Linked DNA regions of Mus musculus: all the other regions are linked to region 2. Evidence: chromatin loops called from intact Hi-C (ENCODE). Cell type or tissue: heart. All regions are shown on one strand.

Region 1 (8,000 bases), 56 kb before region 2:
ACGGGTTAAAACACTCCTATGTCAATGGAAAGAAACCACAGATAGGTCTGGGCTGCTGACATCCTACAGGATGACTTCCTCCCTCCCTCCCTTCCCCATCTCTGCCTCCCCCACCAGACACTTCACTCCCGCTCCAGATGCTTGCTCCTCCCAGCCCAAAGCTCCAGGAAACTTGAGAACAATTAAGGCTGTACGACTGAACCACTAAAGTGGCATCAGGCCAGAGTCTTAAACACCACTGCACATCCCCAGGACTCAAAATCCACCTCAGCCACAGTAGGAACGGTACCGTGCCTCCTGCCAGCCTCCGAAAACTCAGATCTAGCCGCCTGCTTCCACACACAGCAATGGTCACTCGAGGCTACTGCACCCACGGACCTTAATAGCAGAGAGACTGCCTGGACCCCAGAGGAGGAGGAGAGGCAAGTACCACCCCCTCAAGACAGGAAATACCAGTCACGGGTCAGACGTGAATACATGGCAGCAGGAGCACCTTCAAAGTTAGCTTGGGCCTCTGAGCAGTTTCCTGGGGCTGAAGAATGCGCAGTGGGGACACACAACCCTCCTTAAAGACCATAAAGGCTGATTTCTCCCAAACTGCCAGAAAATTGGGGAGGAGGGGTCTAAAATAAGAATTAAAATAAGCCTCCGAAGGATTTGCTTTTAAGGAACAGAAATGTATTTTCCTAATCAAATTTAAGGACTAGAAATCTCAGTGTTTTCCAAATTGAAACAGTGCACTGTTGCAGAAGTTTATAACCAAACTTAAGTTGCTGTAACCCTGCATGAGAAACCTGAAATTACCACTTGTCACTGGCAGTTCTGGGTAGAGTGTAATTATTATTTTTTTAGCTATTAATTAGAATATACAAGTAAGATGGAATGTGTATGTATACAATATAAAGAACTATAAATCGGCCCTATTCCTACCACCCACTAAGTATCATATACTGAACTGGCTTATACTCCTGCAAATTTTTCCTAAGCCCAACATCTCATATATACAGAGAGAGAAAGTAAGATTGAAACATAAGAAATGTATGCCCTCTTTACTTCTTTCTTTTTAAAATTTCCTTACTTGGCAGTATAATTTCTTTATGGCGTGATCACAGCTAACACAGCAGAAAGAGCAGTCCTGATCTACAGGGCTCCCAGTATTGAACCCACAAGGGAAGCACAAAAACTAGTGAGGTTAGCAGGTAATAAATAAATACATAGTAAAACTGTACCCCTCTTCTAAGATAGAGACCTTCATTTACAGCCTCTGTCTATCAAAGAGAGATATGCTGGCCTCTCGCATAGTTCTACGGAGAACACCAGAGGGGTTATCCCACCCCAAGCACACACCACAACCACACTCTTAGAGTCTTTGTCATCCCTCAGCCCTTTTACCCACTCTCCAACTTAAAGCCAGAAGGTTTGGGTAAACACAGCAAATTGAAACAAAGCTCACCATGGAGCCCCAAATCCCAGAGTGTCTGGTAGAGGAAATGTCAAACAGAAGGTTTTCAGATAATCTGGCAGAGAAAACCTCCATCAATAGCTTGAGTAGAATTTGTATTTGGTGGAAGGAAAGGATCAGATTTGCTGAGGGAGACAAACGAAGCTCTCCAGAGAACACTTTCAGGACAATAGCGTTCTCAGAGATCTAATGAGGATGTGCATGTCAAAGGGGTCAGGGCAGGCACTGACCACACCCCACCCTTCTTCCTAAACCAACTCTTACCTATGTCTCTACACACGTTGATGAACAGAGACGTGTCAGGATCAGAATCATCTACCAGATAGCCACCATTTAGCTTGATCAGTGGGTTTAAATCATGCTTCTGTAACTTGTCATCAAATGCATAGCATGGTACCTGAGGAAGCAGAGAAGAAGTGAGACACTTCCTTCACCCCATGGGGCTGATAGATCTCAAACTTGTGATGAACATACAGAACAGTGATTTCTGTCCCTTATATATAGAATAAACATGGTTCTGTCAGACATGGTAGTGCAAGCCTTTAATCCCAGCACTCAAGAGTCAAAGATAGGAGGAGCTCTGTAAGTTCAAGGCCAACCTAGTTTACACAGCAAGTTCCCAGGCCAGCCAGGGCTACAAAGTGAATGAGACCCTGTCTCAAAAAACAGTTCAGCCCTCTGTACCATTCCCAAGGTCTCTCTCCCCTTCTTAAGGCTTATGTCTGCAAGTACCTCCTCCCATCTACATCCCTCTTCTTTCCCAGTCCTAGACCACTTCCTGCAGCTACAAACATCCACTGACTTACAAGGATCTTTTCTAGTTCCTGGCTCTCCCTCAGCTACCTTCCCATCTCTGTAGCTTAGAGAAAAACTCCTGAACCACCCCTGTCCTTTGTCTCCTCTTGCTAACACTGTTATATCTGGGTACCTGCCCTTCACCACAGCAAAACCATACCTGACAGCTGACTTTGCCTGTTACCAGATCAGAACGCCATGTCCTAGGCTTCCCTGATCTCAGAACCACAGCCTCAATAAAGCCCTTCATCCCCCTTTACTTTGGATTCCTGGCCAGAGATACCTGGTTTCCTGCTGCCTCAAATGCATCCTGGAAACACCCCACCACCCTTCTGATTCTAAATGCAGAGGTGGTTCCGGTAGGAAGGCCCCTGCCATACAAGCCTGGAGACCTGAATTTAAAGGGTAGAAGGTGAGAACCAACTCCAGTGTCCTCTGATCTCTACATGTGCACCATGACACATGCAACCACACATATCGTGTACATTCAATAAACAAAATTCAAAATAATAATAATAATAATAATAATAATAATAATAATAATAATAATAATACAGAAGTGCTCCCAAATTTACACCTGATCCTACTGTCCTGTTCCAGGAGTCATCCCTGGCTGTCCTTTGCCTGGCTCAAATACCTGCCAGATGACCCACATCTGAAGGATCTACTGCTCTTACCACACCACCAACATTGCTGCCTGGACACAGAAATCATTTCAAAATACTAAAGTATGTTTACAGTTTTCTCCCAACAGCATGCTCTCCTTCATCTCAGTCAGTGATGGGGGGAGGGTCACCAAGTGACCTGGGTCAAAACCATGACATCTAACTTCAGCCCCCATTCAAAGGGTGGCTAGTTCTGTCAGTCCTTCATGTCCTCACTTCTTGTCACCTCCACCTGAGTCACCACCTTTGTCCAAACTACCAGAATCCAACAGTCGCCACAGGTCCCACAATTCCAGCTTTGATCCCCTTCCTCGCCCATTACATCATCACAATTACATGATGAATCTTTCAAAAACCAGAGCATACATTGCCTGCTTTAAAAGGTCCTTACTATGCAGGAAGTAAAAATCCAAACTCCACAGGGCTGCCAGCCTCCTCCACACAGCCAAATAGCCTCCCTGACACACACTAGAGGTGGAGTAACCTGTGACAGCCAGGAGCAGGCAGAGAACTCCAGTTAAATACCAAATTCCTTGAAAAATGGTGGCAAAAAGGTTTTCTATTTGGGCTGCAGTCAAGAGCAACCAAGGCACGGATAATTCCTGAACTCAGAAGAAGAGACAGAATCCTGCAAACTTGAGGACAGCTTATGCTATGTAATGACTCCCAGACAATTTCAAAAACGCCAGAAAGAACAGCAAACCCAAGTACTCCAAATCCCACAATTCAGTGTCACCACCAAAAGCAAGAACACACAGAAACATTCACTCAGAAGGCAACAAGCTATCTGCTATGAGGATGGAAAACAAGCAGCTGCCCTCCAGCCAGGAGGAAGGAAGCCAGTAGCAGAAGCAACAAGGTGGCAGTGTAGAGAATGGAAGGCAGGGAAAACTGTCCCCAGGAACTGTGACAGAGTTCTACTCAACAGGCATTCCAGGCCCCTGGCTGAGAAGAGAGGAGAGCTGTAAACTTCAGAGCACAGCCAGGCACAGTGACTCATACGTGCAATCCCAGCACTCAGGAGGCAGAGTATCTTAGTTACTTTTCTCAGTTTTGAAGCAACTTAAGGAAGGAGGGATTTATTTGGTTCTGGATTTCAGAACAAGGCTCCTCATGGTAGAAAACAGGAGTGGGAAGTCACTGTCACATTTAATCTACAAGGAAGTGCAAGGCAGAAGGATGCTAGTCTCAGCTCACTTCTGTTTTCCACGCACTCCAGGACCCCGGCCCATAGCGTGCTGCCACCCACACTACATCAATTAATCTACTCTAGAAACCCTGACACATACCCATAAGGTTTATTTCCATGGTAATTCTAGATCTATCAAGTAAACCATCATGATTTAATCATACCATGAAGGCAGAAAGATTACAATTCTGAGGTCATTCTTAGCCACATACCAAGTCTGGGGCTACCTAGGTTACATGAGACTCTGACAATGAAAACTGGAAGAAAGGGGCTGGAGAGATGGCTCAGTGGTTAAGAGCACTGACTGCTCTTCCTAAGGTCCTGATTTCAAATCCCAGCAACCATATGATGGCTCACAACCATCTGTAACAAGATCTGACGCCCTCTTCTGGGGTGTCTGAAGAAAGCTACAGTGTACTTACATATAATAAATAAATTTTATAAAAAAGAAAAGAAAAGAAACTGGCAGAGAACGAATCATCCAAGTGAGATGTTTCATGGGTAGGGAGCAGGTACAGAGGAAGATGAAGCAGTCAGGTTCCTGAGGGCCCAAGGGGTGCAGGGCAAACCCTAAAGCCAAAACAGACTGCGCTGTGCTGTGCTGTGTGCACCAGAAGCTGGCCTAGACGTTTTTAACAATTAAATCTCGTGGTACCTCTGTGCAAATGGAACCTCACATCCACAGAAACAAACTCTCACCTCAAGAGACTGTAATAAGTCATTTAAATCTTTCCATCGCAAAGTCACAACCTTCTTTGTAAGAGGTTGTTTTAATTTTCTATCTTTTTTTCTTTTATTGAAAAATAGATTTTTATTTTCAGGACACATTCTGATTATGGTTTCCCTCTCTCACCTCCTCCCCAGCAGAATCCACACCCTGACTTTCAAGCTCTCCAGAGTAGATTTCATGACCAAATAGTCTCAAACCCCATTACCTCCTTATCAGCTTTAAATATGTCTTTCTTGCAGGCTGCAGTAGTCCTCCATTCAAAGTAATGCACACAGTCTGTGGCAGTTACAAATTCAGGAGTTCCCTATTAAAAAAAAAAAAAAAAAAAGAATGTTAACACACCACTCAGTAATACAAGTTTGTTTTTAAACCTGAAACATTGTAAAATCTCCTGAAAATAAGGGTGCAACAAGAGGAAACATAACTGCCTTACTTCAACAAGTTCACCAAGAATATCCGCCCAAACAGAAAAGTAAGTTGGGAGATGAGAGTCTCCAGACATCCTGTCTAACTGACTGCCCAGCTGCCCCAATTCCACAAGCAGAGTAAACTCATGGGAAATTATCCTTCGCCTTCTTCTCAAGAGCCAAATGGTCTCTGAACCAAAAAACAGCAAAATCAGGGCCAGAAAGTATGACTTCATCCATCCTGTAAGGAGGTCCCCGAGGAGCCCACGAGCAGCAGAGCCTGGGCAGAGGCACCAGATCCCACCCCAGACAGCCCCTTCTGGCAACCAGACCAGTTAACTCTAGTTAACCCCTGCAGAGCAACAGTTAACTTCTACCTTCCCCAGCCCATGAGAAAGACCAAGGTGTTCACCTCCAAGTCCTGTTTCTCCTACAGTAAACACCAAGCTCTTAAGAACAATCAACAGAAGTAAATCAGCAGCTAGCTTGCTCTGCAACATGACCTCCATGGTTCATGCTGCCACAAACAGACTTTAAGATCTCAATTTGCACAATAGTGTGGTTATAGGTTGGTCTAAAATTAACATTCATCCTAACTCAAGTTTCACTCCAATTCTCACCATCTTTAAGACACATTTAGTTGGTGGTTCTGGGTGGTAGTGACGTGATGTGAATATAAATTGGGGGGAGGGGGAAATTGACCATTTAGTCCTCCAGGATCAGAATTCCTGTAACAAGAACACCAGAAGGGGAAAATGTTCTTAACAAAGAGCTTGAAGAGGGCCCCACTCACCAGGGTCTTCCCACACAGAAATGTAATGCTAGTCTGGATTCTGTGCTGTGAATCTGAAGGCTGGCAGCCCATAGTGGTGTTGAATTCCAGGAGTGATCTGGCTGAACTTCTCAAAAGTGAGTCACCTGTTTGGAGAGGATAAGAATGAACACACAATGAACAAACATAAAAGCACGTAGGCTCTTTTCTCACAGATAAGCACTAGGCAAGCCAGGAATGTTAAACACGCAGGGTTGTCTCTTCAAAGGGAGAGTAGATAACCTGTTTCCAGCCCAGGAGGCTGGGGGCAGGGGTGGTTAATAGCCTGGTGACCTCTGTGCTATTTCTGTAAGGCCAGGCCACAGCAGCTGCCCCAGACCCCTCCCATGAGCCTGCTTCCCCCAGACTCCTCCCATGAGCCTACTTCCTTAATCTATAGAATCTATCTATACAGAAGACTCACTTGAACCTCACAAAAGAATCAATGTAGTCATAAGTAAAGATTTATTGAACACATGGGATGGAGTTAATTAAAACCAGAGAACTTTTTTTTAATTGTGCTTTGCTTAAATGTGCCTAAAATAAACTGTAAGTCTCAAATTTTGAACCAATACTGGCAACTGAGTTGTGTGGAAGAGAACTGCCTGTTTATGTCCTGTAAAACTATGCTTTTGGTGGCTTGGTGGTCAGGAAAACCTTCACAGGAGTGGCACTGCATACTCTGCATCCAAGCAATGGAAAGACTAAGAGAAGTGTATCTCTCTCGGGGTTCAAGACAAGCAAGGACTACTCAATTAGACAACAGCTTTTAAAAAGAAGAAGAAGAAACATAACCGTAATATCTGTTATTCAAGTCTGCTTGAAATATCTGGTCTCTCTGGTGTTCCTCTAAATCTTTCTGACCTGCTCAGCAGGCAATTTATAGAAACACTTCCAGGACTGTAAGGCCATCTAAAACACAGGCTCCAGGCTGGAGCAAGAGGAGGAGCCAAAGCCTGGTGAGGTTGGGCTGAGCAGGGGGGATTAAGTGACACAGTTGGGGCGGAACTTAATAATCTCCACCCCCTGCCGAGGCTTCAACATTATATCTATCCCTCCTTGCTCTAGCGGGCAGCAAGAAGCACAGCACCGCCAGTTACCACGCAGACATCCTGGGGAACTGAGGTAAGCTAGGGTTCCCCGCGTGAAGCGCGGCAATGCGAGGGGAGGATTCTGCAGATGAGGGTAGGATTCCGTTGCAAGGGGAGGATTCCACGCGTTAGAGGATTCCGCAAAGGAAGGGTTCCACAGGAGGGAAGGGCTCTACGCGAGGTGAGGGTTCCACTGATCCGGCAGCTCGAGGGCTCCGACCAAGAGTTCCAGGCCGCTCAAAGGTTCCCCTACGCGAGATTCAGCGCTAGGGTGAAGATTTCTGGGCTACAAGAAAACTCAGCACTAGGGTGCCCCACTGCTCACCAGTGTTCTGAACTACACGAGGGCCGATAGGGCCGGTAGAAAGCCGAAAGCCGCGCTGCCGCCATGCCGCGTCAGCAAGAGGAGAAGGGAGGGGGGCGTCCAGCGCGGGCCGACTGCTGCACTGGGGGGGGGGGGGGTTTACGGGCGATCTAGAGCACGAGGGTGCCACGCTGCGCAAGGGGAGCAGGGGTTCGCGCTAGGGCACCACGCTGCTGGAGAGTTGGGGGGGGGGGTGGAGATCGGAGGATTTCTACACGACCTGATCCGCGGTTTGCGGGGCAGGGGGAAGGTTCGGTGGGTTCCGCGGCACTGCGCGAGCCAGGGTGCTGGCGTGTGCGCTGCCCCCCCCCCCCCCCCCCGTTCAGAGGATTTTAGCACAACTCCAATTGTGCTGCGATTCTGGTTGTGCCGAGTTGCGAGAGAGGCTAAGGGTGAAAAGCTGCACAAGGAGGGGATTCGGAGGGTTTAGAGGGTTCCGCGGCACTGCGCCGCAGTGCTGCCCGAGGGTTCGGAGCAATTCCGGTT
Region 2 (8,000 bases):
GTGAGCCTATGTACGTGGCAGTGAGCCAAGAAAGCTTCACTTTTGAAAATAGCCAGATATGGTTCCATGTCTATAGCTTGCCAGCCCCTGATCAGATGACGCCCCCCTCCCCAGCCCCCTGCAAATGGAAGAATGTGGAAGACTTTACGGTTGACTGTTCAGTGTCTGTCACACTCCAGCTGATAGTGTAAGCCAAACAAACATGTCCATCCCCCGGGTACACTTAAGCCTGTGTGTGAAAGATGTAAGGAGATGATTACCAGAGCTCCTGGGAAGATAGCATTCATGCTGCCATGGGAAGTTGACCTCTCTCTAACAACAGGCATGGGCAGGAAGCTGACAGGATTAGTAGGGGCTGACACTGCTATCAGCCTTGGGGCACTTTGATCACAAGGCTGGGAGAGAGGAATCTCACTGGACTTTTTTTTTTTTTTTAACCTGAGCTAGGAAATCTTCCATCTCCTCTTTATTAACTTGGAATTGGGTCATCTGTTACTTCAGCTAACGGGATCCCTGGTGGAAACCTCGTTGGAAGAGCTGTTATGAGACCCACTAGGAAAGCATGTGACCGTCGCCTGCTAATTAAAAGGCTTGCCACTGAAATAATCAGCAGGCACATGCCCCTGGCACACGGATTCCAGGGAAATGCAAGCCTTTCATCTCTCTTCCATAGTATCTTTTTTCAGTTGTAAATTCTTGGTTCAGTTTGCTTGAAATTCCCAAGCTACATAAGAAATAACTTAGTAGAAAGAAAAGGAAGAAAACTGTGAGAAAACTACAAGTCTCTCTCTCTGGGCCTCTTCTTTTCTTTTTCCCCTCCCTCTTTCATTTCCTCTCACACACACTGGCCTCTAGCTCACTGGTCTCTTACCTCAGCCTCCTGGGTGCTGGGATTACAGGCCCAAGCCACTACGTCCAAGTTTGACTATCAAATTTCTTCCAGCATAATGTTGGCTCTTTCAAAGATTCTTTTCCCTCTCTCCCATTGTGGATGACATCATGGAAAGAGTGTGTCGGAGCTAGCCAGACAGGAAGCCTGAGAGACAGGCCCAGGCATGTACCTTTATAAAAACACTCTCTCAAGAGCCCAACCAGGGTATCACGGGCCCCACATCCATTCCTTCCTTCCTGAGCGCTACATCCCCCAACCCCTGAGGCCAGGTTCTACCTCCTGTAGATACCATCACATCTTAAAGTCACCATGCTAAGGACTAAACCCCCGACATGTGAATGCTTAAGGAACAAATGGAATCCAAACTCCAAGAGACTGAGGTGGTTTATTAAGCTAAAACAGTTAGACAGGCCAGTATGCCAGATCACTATAACCAGAAAAGTTAGATAGGCCAGTATGCCAGATCACTATAACCAAAAAAGTTAGATAGGCCAGTATGCCAGGTCACTATAACCAGAGCCCTCGCAAGGCTGAGACAGGAGAATGGCTACAAGTCTAAATCCAGCCTGGTCTATATAGCAAGAACCAGGCTAGCTGGAGCTATAACTCATAATAATAATAATAATACATGCTAAGTATAAAGTCAAAATACATAGCCCCACCAAAGAGGTTTAGCAGGAAAAAAAAGCAGTATTTTTTTCTATTTCTTTTCTTTTTTTGTTTTACTCTTTCCATGATGACCTAGATACACAGTGATGGGAATTTTGAAAAGGAAGTAAATCAGTATAATATTTCATAACTTGTATTGCTTGCAACCATCCTATAACCAGGGATGAATTACAAATCACAACTCCAATTCAGTTTGTCCAAATCTACATGGTATCAGCAATCTGTAGCCTGGGGGTTGACAGTCGATGAAACCTTTCAGGGACCAACAATTAGCACCGACAATGCCAAGAAGTTTGAGCCGCTTGCCTAAAACGTAGAATAAGGAAGCGGAGGAGTCTGGAGTCACATCCAGGACTATTGGACTCCAGAGGCGTTTTAGAAAACTCATCTCAGAGCAGAAACCATGAGAAGCAGGAGCCTGCCAGCTGCTCTTGTTTACACAGTTCTGTTGGCTCTGGAACACAGTTCAAGGGTTGGGCAGGGTGTGGCCATCTGGAGAGGCACGTGCTGAACCTTGAACAGGCAAAGTGACAAGGCATCCAGCCTGTGAGACTGCAGGATGAGAGCCAGGATCAGGGCACAGGACCTGTGTCACTAGCCTTGGTCCCCCACAGAGGGGGCCATGCTAGCCTAGGTTCACCCATGTCAGATTAACAACAGAATGGGGGAGGGGGTGGCTCAAGGGAATCCTCTTTCTGATCCACTTTTCTTCCGTCCCACCAGCTCACTCATCCCTTCCTCCATTTTGACACGTTTACAGTTCTTATCTCCATCAGCTGTGTCTCAGGCTTGCCACACAACAGTGTAGACGCTCAGATAAGTCATCCTGGTACCCAGCAAGACCTTGGAAGAACAGTCCTAAGCAGGATGCAAAAGTAAACTTTTCCCCCGTTGGATTGATTCAATCCTGGTATTTTTCTGAAGTAAAAATAAAAACAAAAACAAAACAACAACAACAAAAAAAAAACCAAACCAAAACAAAACAAAAAAAACCTAAACCCTGAATGGCATACCTTGCTATTGTGAGAGTCCGTGGACTTTGTTCATCGCTTCAGGCAGAAAATTCTCTTTTTTTCCATATTGTTCACCATCTTGCCTTTGGGATTTTTTTTTTTTTTTTTTGATAGAGTCTCAAGTAACCTGAACTGGCCTCAAACTTGCTATGTAGTAAGAGGTACCTCGAACCTCTAACCTCCTGTCTCCACTTCCCAAGTGCTGACATTATAGGCATGTACCACCATTCCTGGTTTATGTGGTACATGCAAGCCTGGTCAGCACTCTTCCAATTAAACTTTACCCATAATCCTTATAATACATTCTTCTGGTTGGGTCTACATGAGTTCGGCCTGTCTTCATTCCTCTTAAAAATGATTTCCTCAACAAGCAAGGGTGGAATAGTTCCACCACAACAGACCTATAGACAGTTTCATGGGGGGAAAAGAAAGACAATGTTCTATTGTTTTTTTTTTTTAAAATAACTATTCATTGACTATGTGTGTGAGCCTCTGGGGGGTTATGAGCACCAACCACCTTTGCACAGTGACCATAGAAGCCAGAAGGGGGCTTCAGAGCTCCTGGAAATGGAGTTGCAAGCCACTGAGAGGCACTGCATAGGTCCTGGGAAGCTAATGTGCACACCCTCTACAAAGGCAGCAAGTGTTCGCAGCTGCTGAGCCATCTCTCCATCCCCAAGATTTTTTTTTTTTTTTTTTTTTTGAAATCGCTATGTACTAAATGGTTCCTGCAAGCAGCTATTGCCGATTGCCACTTTGCTCTGCACCTGGGAGCTGCATTTGACTGTTTAAGTGGTTCTGTCCCGGAGCTGCTGAAATGCCCAGTGGAACCACAAGCACTCCTTCAGACTTCCTGTTTCCCAAGAGCAGGCAACAGGGGTGTCGATTACAGCTCGTGCAGGCCTGGGGCAGGGAGGCCCACATGTCCTGTGTGTTTTCTATCTGCAGGCTCCGTACAGATGGTGAGGTTGTTCCCACAGCAAATCTGCCACCAAAGGGGATAGGAAATCTTGGCAGGAAGCTCTCTCAAGCACCAGGGGAGAGTCTCCCAGTGACCTTGGCCTCCACCCAACCCTTTCTCACTACTAAATGAGGAAAGCATCTTGAACAGATTCTGCCAAGACTGATGGGACTTGGGCCTTTCTCAGCGCTGGAATGTTAGGTGAAAGCAAGCAGACACATGTTAACAACTAGACACAAAACAGCTTCGATACTATTCAATCACAACAAGGGAGCCCTCTTCCTGGAGGCTCCTAGCCACGTAGGAGAGAGACCAGCTTTCCTGGGTGTGTTCGCCCGAAGGCATTCGCTTTCTCTGGCAAGATCTTACGGTTAACCAAGATTTCCATGGAGTGAGCAGTCCTTGGCAGAAGAAAAACAGAAGCAAGACCACAAAATATTGAAAAGACTCCTGAGGCTGGCGTGGAGTTAATAATCACTTGTACAAACGGGCGGAACTGGTCTCAATGGGGCCCAGAAGCAATGGATGTAGGGGTATATGATGTGGCATCGCGGGGTTCGCACAGGCAAGGAAAAATATCAGCGGTCTATTCTTTTCCATCTCCGAGGCCACCCTCAGGATAGCTGCTTGATGGTCTTTGCCTCCAGACCAGGCCTCCCCCAGCCACTGGAGATGCCTCAGGAGGTCTGACCCACTTAGAGCTGGAGGTGTAGGGCTGGAGAGATAGCTCAGAAGTTAAGAGCACTGACTGTTCTTCATAAGGTCCTGAGTTCAAATCCCAGCAACCACATGGTGGCTCACAACCATCCATAACGAGATCTGACACTCTCTTCTGGTGTGTCTGAAAACAGCTACAGTGTACTTACATATAATAAATAAATAAGTCTTTTAAAAAAATAAGGAAAAAAAAAGGTAGGTGGTAGACTTCCTAGTGCTCAAAGAGACCAGGGTTTGAGTCTCAGCCCTGGACTTGAGATACATAGACTGCCTGGGAACTCCCTATGGAGCTGGGAACAGTGTTGAAATCCTGATCTCCCTTCCTCTATCTCCTGAGATCCTGTGTGTGTGCCACCATAACTGGGCAAAACTGCTAAGGTGTCCTCAAACAGTCTGTCCCTGTCAGGACACTTCCAGATGAAAAACCTCATCTCAGGTTCACCTCAAGCTACAGGGTTCCAGAGGCATCTGCATCCTTTGAGGTCTGTCCTTGCCTCTGTGCGCTTCTCTTTCCCTTGTGCCTCCTGAACACCATCACAGATCCCCAGTTTGCTGTCAACCTCTCAGTCGACTCTGCTCTACTGAGAGGTTTTTCTGATGTTCCTAGTTACATTTCCAGATTCCTGAAGACAGATAAACAATACCCTGCTGTGGATTAGCGCCTGGCTTAGGCAGAACAGACCCACTCTCTTTCCCAGACGCCCTCCTGTCTCCCTTATTCACTTTCAGTCAATCAGTGTTTTACCACTCATACATTTATTTATCTTGCTGGGGGAGGGGAATGTGCCCACCTGGAGCTTTCGAGTGGAGGCCAGAGGTTACCTCACAGGAACTGGTTCTCTCCGCCCACATCAGGTTTGGTGGTGAGGGCCTTTACCTGCTGAACACTGAATTTTAAAACAAAACTCATCAGAATAATCTTAAATAACCCTTCTCATTAAAGCCACCGGTGTGGGTGGGTGAGTGAATGTGAGTGTGTGTGGGGGTATGGTTATCTGTGTGTGTGTGTGTGTGTGTGTGTGTGTGTGTGTGTGTGTGTGTGTAAACAGACCTGACAATCCTGTGGGATGCGGGAAGAAAACACAAGAGCCAATCATAATAGCTTCCTTTCCACTTGTGCATTAAATTATGTCCAAGTATTTTACAAATACAATACTTTGACTAGGCTGGGCAATGGGACTAGTTCACGTCTCTAATCCCAGCCCTTAGAAGGCAGAGGCAGGCAGATCTGTAAATTCTAAGCCAGCCTGGTCTACAAAGTAAGTTTCTAGGACAGTCAGAGCTACACAGAGAAACTCTGCCTCAAAGAGCTGAAAAAAATTATGTACTATGACTGGGATAGTGGTACTTGATCCAAAAATTTTGTACTGACCCACAGGTTTCTACCTAGAACCCTCCTATGTGCCTCCTTTGGTTTGTCTTTATGACAGGGTCTCATGTGTGCTAGACGGGCCTCCAACTCCTGATTGGCCTGTGTCTATCCCTCACATGCTGAAGTTTCAGGCAGGCCCACCATGCCCTGTTTTCCCAAGAAGGTATAGTGACTCCCTAGAGGGACTCTAGTGCCACCTTTCTCAGTAGATTTTGCCTGATTTCCAAAGTGTCTCAACCCCAGTCCATTGTATCTCTTATTATAACAAATGCATGCTTTGGGCCTTGTAATTTAGATTTGAACTTTTTTTATTTTTAGACAAGTGGCTCTGTCAAGCCAAGGCTGGCCTCAAACTAGTGACCCTCCTGCTTCTGTCTTCCTGTGACTTGGGTTGCAGGAGAGTGCCATGCCACCATTCCTAGTTTAGACGTGTATATAAGTTGCCCTTTTTCAGCATTTTTAGAGCTCCCTGAAAGCAGAGATCATATCTCATTATCTCTGGAAGCCTAACATTGCTCCACACAGCAAACAGACATCAACTGAACGAACATTTGAGGTTATCGCACACAAGAACTGAGACTGATAGTTGTGTTTGTTTTTGAGACCAGGACAGCCTTGACCCATGGTCCTCTTGCCTCCACCTCCTACATGCTGGGGTTATAATGGGTGTGCACCCCCATTCTCAACTTTAAAATTACTCTAAGGGGCTGGAGAGATGGCTTGGTAGATGAGAGCACTGGCTGCTTTTCTAGAGGACCTGAGTTCAATACCCAGCATCCACATGGCAGCTCACAACTGTCTGTAACTCCAGTTCCAGGGGCATCTGACACTCTCTTCCGACTTCCACTCACACCAGGCATACACATGGTGCACAGGCATAAAATATAAGCAAAACACCCATATGAATAAAATTTAAGAAATATGTTTTAAAAAATTGATCTCAGTATAACTTGATTTTTTTTTTGAGACAGGATCTCACTTATAGAGACTAGCTGACCTCAAACATGCCTCTGCCTCCTGAGATGGGATTATGGGTGTCTGCTACCACGTTCTGCTATAATTTGCTGTTTGGATAACATATTCTTCATAGAGTGTAATGGTTATTAATAAAGAATCCTGGAAGGCTGAACTTTTTTCTTTTCAGAAAAGGAAATATCCTGGATAACTTCTAGGTTCCAGTCCACAATAAATAAACAGATAGAAAGATGATATAGATAGGCAGGCAGAATAGGTAGATCGATAGATGAGAGATGAGAGATAGATGATAGATAGATAGATAGATAGATAGATAGATAGATAGATAGATAGATCCTGACAATGTGATTACCACAAGATGGCAGAATAACATTGCAGTCCAACATTCTTGCAGCCCTTTTCCAGACATCATAGGTATCACTAGACATTCCTCTGAGAATAGAAAGTGCCCACAAAGAAATTTTGACAGGAGCTGGTGTGACCTACAGATTATCTGCTCTGTGTCTTGCTGTTCTTTGCAAAAGGTGTTGGACAACAGGCAACACCTACCTCCTGAGCATGTGATGGGGGACTCAGACCCAGCAGGCTGGATCTCTTGCAGAGCAGCAGAATACAGCTGTCCTGGGAGAATCACGTGCTGGAGTGAGACCAGCCTAGAGAACACAGAGAGAAGCTATCTCAAAACAGAAGCATAAAAGAACACAGTCCTGCCTCGGGGTCAGCACTGTGGGCAGCCAGTGCCTTACATGGCTCCTGGTGAACCAGAGGAAGTTAGCTTTGGGGATCATTTCATGAATGAGCCCATGTTTCTCCGCAACCTGCAGGTCCCACAGTGTTTCTTGGGGTGTCCATGTCTGGGACTTAACAAGCAGATAACATCCCCAGAAACCACAAAGGTTAGCTTTAGGTTTTGAGTGTCTGGTCAAAGTACTTTGTTGTGATTTGGGGTGTAGTCTCACTGCATAGCCCAGTGTGACCTTGAACTTCAGCCACGGGGTTAGTGACGTATGCCACCATTGCCACAGGGAGTGCTTTTTAGAAGAATATGTCCTGTGAGGGGCTAAACTTGATGCCTTTACATGTGCTCTTATCACTGATAGAGCCTGCAACAAGGAGATTCCCTGATGGACCTTCGAGCCAGTCCTCTCCAGCTCTTCCCTTGAAGAGAAATGATCAGAGAGGCAAGTGGCCGCTTTCCTGGGGACAGTGGATAAGCACTGTCCCAACTCCACACGATAATATCACTCAGTAGAGACTCACTGGGCTCTTACTCTAAGAACCTACACATTTAATCTTTACAACAACGCTTTGAGTTAAGCAACTTATCATTTGTTTGAGACGGGGCCTGTCTTTGTAGACCAGGCTAGCCCCCAGATCTCCATGTAGCCCAGGCTAAGAAAA
Region 3 (8,000 bases), 77 kb before region 2:
ACTGGTGGTGCAAGCAGAGCCGTTCACATACTCTAAGAGGAGGCTGCCACTCTCCTCCACCACAGGGCCTATCTTTGCAACTCCCAAGTTACTGATGGATACAGTCTCTGCCAAGGAGCCCTGCAACAGAGTGTGGATTTGGCTTCCTTCCTCAGGAAGTCAACTTGCTACTTACAGTAGTTATTGCCAATGAAGCCACAGCTAAGAACTGTGTAAGCAGGCAAACAAAATGCAGAAGCCTTGAGTGGGGGGGAAGCCCTGAGTGGGGGCTGGCTGAACCCCGAAGCTGCTGTTGTGATAGAGAACACACACTCATACACATACAGCCTCAAATGCCTCTGAGGCACCAGAGGGCACCACTAGCATATGCAACAAAAGCAATTGCTCACGTTGTTTTTGCAGAAGTCAACTTCTGGGGTCTGTGTGCAACTTCCAAAGCCCACCACATATAAGGACCACAGGAAAGATGTGAACGCTCTGCCAGTAGATGATAAAGCACTCAGCGCCCAGAGTGGCATTACCACGTGCATCTGGGTCACTTGGAGCAACACTCTCACATGCGACTGACTCCAGGGCACCGGAGGCTCTGAGCTATGGATGTCTGCAGAATCCCGCAGGCACCTGAATTCAGGCCAGCATAACCACTAAGAGCTTTCCCTGCAAAGTACTGGATCAACCATGGCCAGTGCCCGTCTGAACAGATTCAAGTGATGTGTTTCTGTGAAGGAGGCACATCCTCAGAGACTGCACCTGGGCAGGCAGCAGGCCTGTTCTGATCAAGAATTCCAGATCACTATGCCTTCACACACCAGGCCTCAGAGTCGAGAGAAAACATGAGAAAGACACACATACCTCATGATTTTCATATTTCATCTGGCAAGCAGATGCATATCGATCGCAGCCTGGCACAGGATTCAGAGGCCGACACACATTGAGGTAGTATTTCCTCCGTGTAACATGTTCCCGGGAGTTTTCCATAGCATACCAGTTTCCTCCAGAGCCACCTTCAGACTTCACTAGACTAGTTTTCACACAAAAGTATGCTTTTACAAAGGTGAACTAGCTAAAGTCAGCAGTTCATGTTTAGTCACTAGAGAAATGAAGACACTATCAATGGATAATGAATCAAACTATGTGGTGAATGACTCACAGGACATGTCATAACATTTGGACAGTCTGAAGCTCCACATGCAGAGGGCCCTGCCAACACCTTCACCTTACACTGAGTTAGTATTTTAAACAATGAGTGTTTGCTATGACAAAGATCAATTGATACCACAGACTGGTGAGATCAGACCACACCCTGCACCCTGGGGCCACCACAAACCTACTGCCATCGGCTAAAACAAGTGCTCACCTGGAGAGGTCATACTGTTCCATCATGGAGGGGTCTGTCACCATGCACTCCAGGGGTTCTTCTGGGCAGGCATAACTGGTGTACCACCGGAAGTTGTAGGTAGAGTTGTCCTCTTCCTAATCCCAAGACAAGAAGGAGACAGGAAAGGATAGCACAAACAACCTACATCTGTAACATCCCCAAAGACCCACAGCAAAACTGGCCTTAGCTTAACAACAGCACTAGGATGGAGCCTGGCCTGGGGGAAGGGAAATCGCTTCTGCATGTTTTCTAATACAACCAACAGAGCTGTGGACTAGCATTAAGATAAATGGGCCTCTGAATAAACAGCTTAACCAGTAACTACATACTGCCTAGGTACCCTGAAAACTGCAAAAAGGAATGGTTATGTGATAGTTTGGCAAGAAAACCAGACTAATAATAGCTCTGTTCCTACAGAAAGGGTGGGCAACTGGCTCAGGTATGGCCAGGAAAATTTCCCAAGATAATTCCCACCTGATATTCTGGGAAGCCCACTCCAGCGTCACGGTCACAGAGGAAGGTAATCAGTGTGGCTCTCGGTGTGTGCTTTTCATTGTTATAGGGAGTGCCGTTCCTGTAGCTCAGCTGGATCATTCCGTCGTAGTAGGTGAGCTTAGTACTACTCAGCCCCAAGTTCCAAGACTTACCACTAAAATGAACACAGAAATGTCACTCTGGGAGTGAGTGCCATGGGGCAGGAGTTCTGTTCTCTAAGGCTACACAAATAGGGGCAAAAGCAAGGCCAGACCAAGACACTGCAGTCCCTGGGAATCTCATATGTGGCTCTTTTGGCTGTGGAAAGAGAAAAGTCACACACACACACACACACACACACACACACACACAACTTTCTCTCAGTACTCCTGGCCTGTAGTGCAGCTCAATTCATTACAACTAAACCTATTCTATACAGTAAGGAGAACTACATACATAAGTATGCAACAACAGTAAAGCTCAAGTTCCCAGGTGAGCATCAATAAGCCCAGGCCTCTCTCAGCCTAAGGATAAGGCTTGGCCCCTTCTCTGGGGTCCTGCGATTCTTCTGACCAGGTCTTCTCAGTAGTTAGATGCCTGTCAAGCAATGGTGTCCAAGAGAAACCTAACTACCTCTGTACGAAACATTTGCTAGCCCACAATCCCAAAGAGCAAACCCAGAATCAGGTTACTTGCCTTTTCGCTACCTGGCAGGCCCCCGAGTTTGACTGACAAGGATCCATGGATACAGGGCCACAAACATTTATGTAGAAGTCATACTTCTCTGTCTCAACTTTATATGCACCATTCTTCTTCGTGAGGAGTGACAAATCAAAGGAAAACCCTGAGTAACATAAACACAACACAGGTATGTCAGGCCAGTCATGGCACAGGGGACAGCGGACCACGCAAGCTTCTCAGACAGAAACTACTGCCAGAGCAAAACAGCGCTGAAGGAGAAAGGTCACTTTGCCTTTAAGCTACCATTCCTGCAGTGACTATCTCCTACCTGGACACAGGTCCTCGCCGTTGCCCTTTTCCACTGTGTGAGCCCTACAACCCTGTTCAAACCTGTAGCTCCAGGTCTCACAAATGTGGCATAGCCAAGCAACCACACTATGATGGCCTTCTTGTAAACTCCACTATGGAGGGGGTCTGTCCGAGGCCGCATCTAAAAGCCTTTTGAATGACTGTAGGGGGGGAATCCTCCTGTGCTGGAACCAGTAAATCCAGCAGAGCCACAAATTCAAGATGGGCACTGCCGCCGCAGCTCAAGCACACAGCAAGAAGACGCTTGGGGCTCTGTCCAGTGGCATGAACAAAGTTCTGCATCAGGTTACTCCTAACAGCCATGCTAAGTCATGCACACCAGACAACAGAGGCACTGCTTAGGCACAGACCTGCCTGGGCATCAAGGACCGTGCAGTTCTCTCCTTCTGTCTTCGACAGTACACAGGCAGCAGCCGTATGCCACTCAAACTCATAGAAGCAGCCATCAGATCTTGCAGCTCTTAGCACTGGAGCACTTTCTAGATCACCTGTCAACAGGGAAAGGAGGACCGGGGGGGGGCGGGGGGGGAGGAGAAAAACACTCAAACACTTATTTGCCGATTCTAACACCTTTTTCCCTGTTAAAAGTCCTAGGAAAGAGGTGGTTTAAAGAACGGCCGTACAGAGCTGGAGATACAGCTGGCTCATACAGCAGAGTGCTTCGCCAGCACAGCCACATGCTCCATCCCCAGCACTGTCTAACACAGATATGCAGGGCCTGCCTATCTACAATGCCAGTGCTTCAGAAGGTGGAAATGGGGACACAGAAATTCAAGGCCAGCCTCAGCTCTGTGGAATCTTGTCTCAAGAAAGGGGGCCACAGGGAAAGGAGTCTCCTACAATACTGTGTGGCTTTGTGGATAGGAAAGGAGTCTCCCACAATACCATGTGGCTTTGTTGATAGGAGTTGCCTAGAGTGGGCAACTCCACAGACAGGCAAATAGGTAGGTGTCAGATGCAGGGGACAGAACTCTGGGAGTACTATTATTTCCAAGATGGCAGGTTTAAGTGTGGAGAGATGAGAAAGCTCTCTGGATGAACAGCAGTAACAGCCACAAACGCCCAACAGCACTCAGCTACCTATCTGAAACCAGTTAAGACAGTAACATCTATAAGTTTTGTGCTATATATAGTCTACCACAATAAAACAAGAAACAAAACATTCCTAGCTTGTGTCCTTTTCCCACAGCTGCGAATTTATACAAAGGAAACTTTACGGGGTGGGTGTAGAGAGGATATGGAACATCTAAATTCCCAGCAGTAAAATGCTTTAAAATAGTAAAACTATGCCATGTCAACAAGGAAATCCCTAGAAATCATAAACAGAACTGTGGAGTGTGGAACACAGCATCCTGGGAACACTGAAATACACGCACAAATGCAGAAACTCAAGAGGGGAGGGACAGCCACGGGTGAGATGCTGCAATCAAGAAAATATTTCTAAGCCGTTTATGATCCCCCCGTGGAGGAAACTCAGCACTCCACACCCCTGATCTTCTGACAGTCCTTATGAACAGGATGTCATGCAGAGACTCACGACTCCTTTGGAGTGTGTCAGCACAACTCTCTGTGGAGAGCATATGGTTTCTCCATTTCTAGGCTGAAATCCAAACGACTTGATTCCCATCACCAGAGACTAGTACTAGCAGTGCTCAGCACCGCCCTTGCTCCCAGCTCTACTACAGAAATGATGGAAAATGTGGGTATGTCTCTTCTTCTGTGACATTACCTGGTTTGCACACAAGTGTGATGTTAGTTGATATTTTCTTATCACTGCCACAGTCATCACCATCAGTGTAAGAGAGCTGTATGTGTCCTTTCTCTTTTGTAGGAGAAGAGACAAATTTTCCAAGGTTTTTACTCCCATTCTTATCTGGGGGAAAAAAAAGAAGGTGGAGTAGAAAATTCTCATCATGTAAACATTTGAAAGTATACCAAGACTCAGCCGAATGCCAGCGGGTCACCAGGACCTTCTTTCAGCCCACCTAACCTGACTGTGATGGAAACCAATTTTCTTAAAAGAAAAAATTTATCAATCACATCGAGGCCACCTCCTGCCATGCTGAAAATGATACATGGGATTCCCCCAAAGGCATCTGAAGGACAGGGTTGTGTGGGCACCATCATTATCTGTAAAAGACACTATTCCGCATCTAGAGCCTCAGCTGCCCTTAAACGTGGGCAGCTGAGGAGCACGGCCCAAGTCACAAGCTTTACTCATGACCAAGCAGAAACTCACACCTGTGTGGCACTCACCCCACTGTGGCACCCCACACTGAATTCTGAAGATGTCTATGCCTGAGCCCTTAGTAAGACAAAAACAGACCTCAGTCACTCTGAGATGCGTCTCTAGTTCTGAATGCCAGGGTAATCCCCAAAATCCAACCAAGCCTCACTAATCTCTCGTCCATATTTGTAACAGATTCTCCTTACCCTCCTCCTGGCATCACACCACACACCGAACCTCAGTGTCTCTAAGACGAACACCTCTATGTGACATACAAGACCAACAATGACAGCAAGAACAACACTCGGACATGCTGCTCCACTGAATGCACCAGCAGGTATCCTGCTTCCCCTAAGTGTCTGACCAGGGGCTGTGGAAAACTCAAAGTTAGTTTTACTAGTACTGACAGTATTATTATTCTTCAAATGTCTACAAAATGAAGATAGATCGTGGAGCATTTTCCAACATGGTTCTTTCTGCCTAGTAACGCCTCTGCCAGTATCAGGACTTCAGTGGCTTTGACACTGAAACTTTAAAACGCTTTATCGTCCTTAGTATTTATGCAAGGCAGGAGACATAAGCAAACCACATTTTATGTCTCCCCCAGGGAAGCAGTGGGAATCTGCACACCTTAGAGAGAGGGTCCCTACTGACGTCACTCACCCACAGCGCACACAGCAGCATCTTCAGGACAGTTCCTGGCCTTCCCCTCCTGCAGCACCCGGTGACAGACGTTGATGAAGAAATACTTTTCTGATTCTGCCTGGCTGCCATCCACTGCTTCCCAATTCTGTTCTGATTCTGCAATCAAACCCAAAGTCCTTTAAGCCAAAGGCAGTAACATTTTCTTGCAGTCCTATCTTAAAACAGCGACTAAGCCAAGGTCAGACAATCTCTAGTACTCCACAGACAGTCATGGCGTCTCCACTTCCTCACTGACTGTGTCAGGAACAGACCATTCCCCACAATGTTTTCTGAACTACATGAGAAAGTCAGTTGCTGTCCTGAGCCTAGTGAAGGGGCACAGGTCACATGCTAAGCTTCAGATCCCACAAGGGCCTGTGCAGCTAAGAGAGTGTCTACCTCTTCTACACAGGATGACTGGGAGCAGGGTGGAAGGTCTGGCTCACAGAAGGTAAGGATGGATCCTAATGGGTAGAGAGTGAGTGGGTGGAGTGAGTGAGTGTGTGTGAGTGTGTGTGTGTGTGTGTGTGTGTGTGTGTTTGTGTCAAGGGAACCACCACTGGGTATTAAGGGTATCTATCAGGCAAAGAAAAGAGTAGTCATGAGAATGTGCCTATCACTTCAGACACTGCCCTGAAGGACACCCAGAGCTGGCACACATTCTTGTCTGAAATGATCCTTTGGGAAGTTGGTAACCAGAAGTAAAATCCCACAGCTTGCCAATGTTTTTGGAGAGCTAGGTTCTCAAGTCCACACAGAGCCTGCAGACACACTCTGAGAGACAGCATGTGTGCCCAAGTTTCCCCAAAAGCACTGGGCATTGGCTGGAGGGGGTGTGTGCTGCAATCTCCAGGGTGGGACTTTCGGAACATTCAGCTCACAGCATCTTCTGGGCTCTCTGGATGCAAATGCTACAGAAACACTCCAGATTCCTCAAAAGCCAGACTATAGCATAGTCTGCTAAGGGCATTAATGTGCCTCTGTATCACCTCTCAAGATCCCAGTTTATGTCTTGTAACACAGACACTTAAAACTTAAAAAACAAAAAGTGTTTCTCTCTCTGCTTCCTAATGGGAGTTGCAATGTGATCAGCCATTTGCACTCCTTATTGCCAGGCCTTCCTCGCTGTGATAGACTATATCCCTTCTTAAACTGGAAGTAATGCACCCCCTTTTACTTTAAAAACAAAACACAACAAAATCAAAAAACAGAAAATGCTGTGTTGCTGTGTACAACTCAGCTACACACATGAGCTGAAGGGAGGAGCGGTGCTCACTAGAGTCCTCCCACCATGGTCCTGCTCTTTTCTAGGGACTAGAGAGCTTTCTAAAGTCCACATTGGCTAGAGCTACACATGTCTTGGCAGAGTTCTAGTTCAGAGATTAGAACGTCTTCCACATTGTAGAAACCCAACCTTTCATTAGCACACATACACAAGATTCAGTCCCAGCTTCCTGAAGCTATTTTAACTCCTACAGAAATTTCCTGTGTTTCTACAGTTTCCAGGATGCTTAACTCGTAAACCATAAAGATGTCTTACTGTTAAAGCAATCAGCTAACACAAATCATTTACTGTGGACCCTGATCTTAAACCGGACATACAGGAGATATTCCTCCAACAGTACTTTTCAGATAAGCCTCCAAAGACAATAGAACAGACAGTTACAACTGGTACTGATGCAAGTCACTCTGTCTTAGGGGATGTAAGGCTCCTATAAGCCTACTCTCATCTACCTCATTGATTTTCGGCAAGATGCCACTCATTTCTGAGGTGTAGCATGTGGGCTCTCAGTGGTAGTCAGTTACCCAGCACCTTCAACATAACACAGGCTCTGCCAGTTTCTGCAATGAACCTTGTCACTGACACACTGATTCACCATGTCATCCATGCTGGACAACCCTCCCAGGACTATAGATCAGAGGCATGCTGACCCGCTTTCAGTGGCAGTAAAGAGGCAGCCATATGAAAGGACAGAAGCTCCACCAACCTCCTCAGTCACTACCCAAAAAAGTTGCTGGAGAAACTGTCTCTAAGCACAGTGCACAATACCTGTCATAGCAGGTCCTGGACATTCTAACTGAACCAGTAAGGTGAGCCAAGACAACTCAACTAGAAAAAGTGAGGTTCAGATGCAAGTAGTTCACCTCCTAACTAGTGTTCCTTATATTTTGTACTGTGGCTAGACG

The links. Peaks named below come from ENCODE experiments on the same cell type or tissue, not always from the same donor. Only the 100,000 strongest peaks of a DNase experiment are listed, where the experiment ranks them.
Region 1: it touches region 2 in a loop (5-fold over the local background); 9 of 42 quality-filtered maps call a loop at or near these places.
Region 3: it touches region 2 in a loop (4-fold over the local background); 9 of 42 quality-filtered maps call a loop at or near these places.

The regions. Positions count from the first base shown.
Region 1 is chr17:12,734,241-12,742,240 of GRCm38, forward strand. It overlaps Igf2r (insulin-like growth factor 2 receptor), which reads right to left. Exons shown (of 48, transcript NM_010515.2): 3 at 6,042-6,166; 4 at 5,047-5,145; 5 at 1,727-1,859. Airn (antisense Igf2r RNA) reads left to right here and starts at 7,071. Exons shown (of 3, transcript NR_027773.1): 1 at 7,071-7,184. In heart, CTCF peaks have their summits at 3,786 and 7,150; DNase peaks (open chromatin) are centred at 181, 5,461, 6,311, 7,081 and 1 weaker place; H3K4me3 peaks cover 3,200 bases; H3K27ac peaks cover 6,979 bases.
Region 2 is chr17:12,790,660-12,798,659 of GRCm38, forward strand. The region is part of intron 1 of Airn (antisense Igf2r RNA); the gene reads left to right. Among named protein-coding and RNA genes, the nearest start is that of Igf2r, 25 kb to the left of the region's middle. RefSeq lists an enhancer at 1-2,411. In heart, a CTCF peak has its summit at 3,106 (motif pointing right); DNase peaks (open chromatin) are centred at 152, 1,002, 2,032, 3,562 and 2 weaker places; H3K4me3 peaks cover 928 bases; H3K27ac peaks cover 7,870 bases.
Region 3 is chr17:12,714,021-12,722,020 of GRCm38, forward strand. It overlaps Igf2r (insulin-like growth factor 2 receptor), which reads right to left. Exons shown (of 48, transcript NM_010515.2): 12 at 5,793-5,930; 13 at 4,632-4,775; 14 at 3,253-3,390; 15 at 2,549-2,696; 16 at 1,853-2,027; 17 at 1,358-1,473; 18 at 853-1,021; 19 at 1-120. Among named protein-coding and RNA genes, the nearest start is that of Airn, 23 kb to the right of the region's middle. In heart, a CTCF peak has its summit at 351 (motif pointing right); DNase peaks (open chromatin) are centred at 109 and 4,441; H3K27ac peaks cover 2,103 bases.